Regions from separate parts of the Homo sapiens genome. Here region 2 is linked to region 1. Evidence: chromatin loops called from intact Hi-C (ENCODE). Cell type or tissue: GM12878. All regions are shown on one strand. Region 1 has its middle 3.8 kb from the start of NRCAM. Region 2 overlaps LAMB4 (laminin subunit beta 4).

Region 1 (2,500 bases):
CTGTAATGTAAATACATGCTTGAATAAAAAGTACAAAGCCAGAAGAGAAAAAGCTCTGGAGAAGATAGGAACCACAGTGATAGTACAAAACAAAAACTAAAATTAAGTAATTTGGGGCTGGGTACGGTGGCTCATGCCTGTAATCTCAGCACTTTGGGAGGCTGAGGTGGGTGGATCACCTGAGGTCAGAGTTCGAGACCAGCCTGGCCAACATGGTGAAACCCTGTCTCTACTAAAAATACAAGAGTTAGCCACACGTGGTGGTGTGTGCCTGTAATCCCAGCTACTGGGGAGGCTGAGGCAGGAGAATCACTTGAACCCAGGAGGCAGAGGTTGCAGTGAACCGAGATCACACCACTACACTTCAGCCTGGGCGGCAGAGTGAGACTCCGTCTCAAAAAACAGAAAGTAATTTTGATACTACATAATAATTGTAATAATATAAAATTATTATATAGTTCTGATTTCCAGCTTATTACTTCAACTGCACTGCAGCTCTACATTGCTGGGGATTCATCTCCTGAGGGAATGAGCAACAGGAAGAACAAACTGAGGCTTCAAGAGGAGCTGAAATGAAGGGAGTATGGGAGGTGGGGATAGAAAAATGTTCTACAATTAGAAAGATGGCGGTGTGGGCAAATAGACTTTCTAATGCAGTCTGTTTGATCTGCTTGGTGATGCATGAGGCAGTCTGATTTGGCTGCACTTTGCTGGTGATACCCACAACTTGCCTCCTTACCCTAACTGCTGCTATCCCTTTCCCATCCCTAAGCCTTATCCTCTCCCTATTACCAAGCCTCACTCCATCTTCAAACCCAGCTGAGGACTGGGAATAAGGTCTGTGTCCTCATCATGTGATAATAATAGAATCATTATTATTATTTTCATTTATTAACTCATTTATTCTGACAAAAATTCCATTCAGTAGGCACTATTATCATTCCCCTTTTAGAAAATAAGGCAAAAAAAAGTTAAGTAACTTGCAGAGGTCACACAGTTTATCTGCAGAGATGGGATTCAAGCCCCGCATTATAACTCCAAAGTTAAGTCTTAACCAGTCATTGTGCCATGCTGTCTATCAATGACAACACACCAAAAGTTTCATTGTTTTCATAGACACATCAGAATGTCACTGTGTTAAAACAGCTACATCAGAAAGTCATGGAGCCCCCCAGTGGTACCTGCAGTGAATATGTTTTAGCCTTTCTCTTTTCCTCTACTTCTGCAGTCCTGTCTCTTTTTCTCAGAGTTCTCCCTCCCCTCTTTTCCTCTTCCACTTTTTTTTTTTTTAACGCCTTGCCTTATTTTCCATCTCAATTTTCTTAATCCACATCCATGCTGCAGGCCTCCCAGGGGAGGCAGTACCATTGGTCCTGTCCTCAAATCTAATGTTAAATTCAGCAAAACCTAACATGGACCCAGCAATGCTAGTAATGAGCCTGTTGCCTTGCTATAAAATGAAAGAATTGGACTAAGTGAGCACAGAAATTCTTTTTCAGCTGTGTCATTTTTTTTGATTCTGGTGGTAACCAAGAGCATTTTTTTCGGCTCCTCTAGTAAAACACAGATAAAACCTGGCTGAATTCTGGTAAGAATGACTGAAGCACTAAAAAAAAAAAAAAAGAAAGAAAAGAAAAAAAAAGTTCCTGTCATAATATAACAGGTTTTTTGCTAGAAGAATGGCTTATACCAGTGTCATCATTATCTTAATATAATAGGTTAGGCTGGGCAACGTGCATTAGATTTCTGACAGGCATGTGAGAAATGTAGGTATTTTTGTTTGTTTGTTTTTTGAGACAGCGTCCCACTCTGTCCCCCAGGCTTAAGTGCAGTGGCGTGATCTCGGCTCACTGCAACCTCCGCCTTCTGGGTTTAAGTGATCCTCCTGTCTCAGCTTCCCGAGTAGCTGCAAATGTAGTAATTTTTAAAGCCTTTCTGTTTGAAAGGGTATTATAACCCAATATTGTCCAAAAGCATAGTTGTTATAATGGGAGGCTTTCTAAACTGGTTCCCAGTGACATTCTCCTCCTGGTATTCTTCCTTATGTGAAATCTCCTCCCCTTGAGACCAGACCTACTGACTCCATTCTAACTATCAGAATATGGCAAATGTAGTGGGATGTCACTTCTTCTATTGGATTACAAATCACTCTGGTTTCTGTCTTGCTGTCTTGCTCTTTTGCTTGCTTGCCTGCTGCCCTGTTGTAAGCTGCCATATGGAGAGGAGAGGTTCTCATGACAAGGAACTGAGGAGATCCTGTGGCCAACAGCCTGTGAGGAACTGAGGTTCTCAGTCCATCAGCCCAAAAGCATCTGAATCTTGCCACAGCTATGTGAATGAACTCGAAAGCAGATATGGTGCTGGATAAAGTAGCAACTGTAGGACAGACGAGACATCGGTATGACTTGACCAAAGTTAACCTCAGCAGCTCTTAGCTCCATACCCCAGGGTCACACTGAGCTCCTAGAGCCAGGCCTGGGTTCACCCTTCACTGTACTCT
Region 2 (2,500 bases), 350 kb before region 1:
TACTCAGAGGACTCTGAAGGAGCTCTTTTGCAAAGCTTCTGGGAAGCGGGGGCTGATCATTATAACCTTCTGTGCTGGAAATTGCCTACAACAGCATAGGTGCTCAGCTGGTGGCACTCAGTGCACGTTGCTTGTATGTCCTAGCCATGGCTCACAAGGCCCAACATGATCTGGCCAGGGCCACCTCTTTGCCTTTATGTCTACTTGGCTTTTCACTCTCTTGACTCTGGCTACACATGCTTCTTGCTATTTTTTAAGCACTTAGAGTCAGAAGAGTTCAAGTTGTTCTTCCTCCCAGCTAGTCTTATCTCTTGCTCCTTCCCTTATTTCAGGTTTCTGTTAGAATGCCTTCATTTCAAAGAGCCTTTCCCTGACTACCCTATTAAAATGCCACCATCTTTTCACCCCCATGGCCCTCTGCCACTCTCTATTTTTTGTCCTGCTTTATATATTTCCTAAGCCCTTATCACTACTTGAGGCTATATTATACAGTTGTTGGTTTATTGTCTGTCTCTATAATAAGAATAAAAACTGAATGGGGCAAGGACCTGGTTTTATTTATTGCTGTATCTCCATTACCTAGAATAGTGTGTGGTACATAGTAGATGTTCAGTAAAATTTATTAAATGCAGGATGATTTTAATGATTATTTCAGCTACAGTCAAAACAAATCAACCCTTCGAGAGATTCATATAATCAGTGTATCTTAGCATCACTGGTCACTATAGGCCTTATTGTTGAAGAAAGCCAAAATGCCTTTTGAAAATTAAGGCAAAATGGATCTAAATAAATTTTGCATAGGGGTAGGCCCATCCCAGTGACCAGTAGAAGCTTTGTGATTCTATCAAAAGTGATGGTCTTCAAATAATTTCCAATAATACTATGGAAATTACTTGAGAAAATGTTTAACTTCAGGGCTTGTGGACCATTTTTTGGTTAACATTTTAGAAGTATAATCTTTGATGAGGTTGGCTTCAGAGGATGCTAAGTTGTGGCCACTAAATGTGAGTTCCATCTTGGATAATTTAATAGGTCAATGTTGACTGGAAGCTTCTGAACAAAATGTTTTGCTTGGTAGCTCTTTCTTAGATAACAGATGGGAAAAAATCATCCTCCATGCTGCGTGAATGTTTGTCTAGACCAGTGGTCGTAGCCCCTTCTATAATACACTTTGTCAGCCTGAAATATTTTGAGGTTTTTTCCAGCTCTAAGCTTTCTAAGATTTCTGTCATTCTCTAGACAAAAGAAGCCTCCACAGTTGGAGTTACTTCTATTTTTGGTGGTATAACTTTGAGATATAAGAACACCAATTTCTAATTATCATCAGAGTATGTTGGCTCAGGCAACAGTAAGCAAATGCCAGTGGGAGAACAAGATGGCTGGCGCTCATATTGGAAAGTGGCGGTGGCTCATGCCTGTAATTCCAGCATTTGGGAGGCTGAGGCAGACGGATCACTTTAACCCAAGAGTTGGAGACCAGCTTGGGCAACATAGTGGGACTGGTCTCTATAAAAATACCAAAAATTAACAGGGCATGGTGGTGCTTGCCTACTCCACCAGTAGGTGGAGTAGCCTCCCCTACTTGGGAAGCTGAGGTGGGAAGATCACCTGAGCCTGGGAGGTTGGGGCTGCAGTGAGCTGTGATCATGCTACTGCATGCCAGCCTGGGTGACAGAGCGAGACCCTATCTAAAAAATAGAGTTGAGAACCAATTCTTTGTCCAGAGCACCTGGACTTAGTAGTCACCTGGCCTAGAGTTGAGCAGAACTTCCACCATGTAATTTCCTTGCACATGCAGAGAATTTGCTTTCTTACACAAGTACTTCCCAAACTTAGAACAGTGATATGCACCCAAGTATTGTCTCCACTTATTTATAATAGTCACCTTTTACTAGAAACCAATTTGAATACAAAGCATTTCCCAGAGACTTAAGCAGTTGCTTTAAATGAACAATACATGGAAAAGCCTGGACCACTAACATTAGGCTTATGTCCAACTTCCTTCCTGCACATCCTCTCATTTATGGGGTGGACGTGATTACCTCAGGGTTTTTGGTAGGGACGATACTCAGATGACCTTGGATGCTTGTTCTGTTCCCAGTACATGGAGAGGAAAAGAAACCTGAAAAGCCACTTATCCTTTTATAAAACTGATCTTTAAGGGGAAAAGGCACAAAACTATGTTCACATTGGGAATTTATGATTTTTAGACAGTATAACTTCCAAGTAGTATTATGTTGGTGTACAATCAATTCAAAGTTCTACACCTCTTCCATCTCAAGGCAGAGCAATGAGGACTCATGTTCAGCATAATGGCAGCAGGCCCTGATGAATCTTCAAACTTCATTAAATGAGTCAATTAGGTTTCCTCTATGGGAGTGGCAAAGGTAGCCAAGTAGACTAGTAAATTTTATAGCAATTCCTTACAAAGACTAACCAAAAAGACTTTTATGTCTCATTCTGAAGGTAACAGGAAATGGAAATTAAGCAAATCTTCCTT

The links. A loop is a pair of places that touch in the nucleus more often than their neighbours do. Peaks named below come from ENCODE experiments on the same cell type or tissue, not always from the same donor. Only the 100,000 strongest peaks of a DNase experiment are listed, where the experiment ranks them.
Region 2: it touches region 1 in a loop (3.0-fold over the local background); 2 of 110 quality-filtered maps call a loop at or near these places.

Annotation. Positions count from the first base shown.
Region 1 is chr7:108,458,986-108,461,485 of GRCh38, forward strand. No RefSeq gene overlaps it. Among named protein-coding and RNA genes, the nearest start is that of NRCAM, 3.8 kb to the left of the region's middle. In GM12878, a CTCF peak has its summit at 1,170 (motif pointing left); a DNase peak (open chromatin) is centred at 1,154.
Region 2 is chr7:108,112,748-108,115,247 of GRCh38, forward strand. The region is part of intron 3 of LAMB4 (laminin subunit beta 4); the gene reads right to left. Among named protein-coding and RNA genes, the nearest start is that of LAMB4, 16 kb to the right of the region's middle. In GM12878, a CTCF peak has its summit at 1,553 (motif pointing right); no DNase peak of the experiment used is centred here.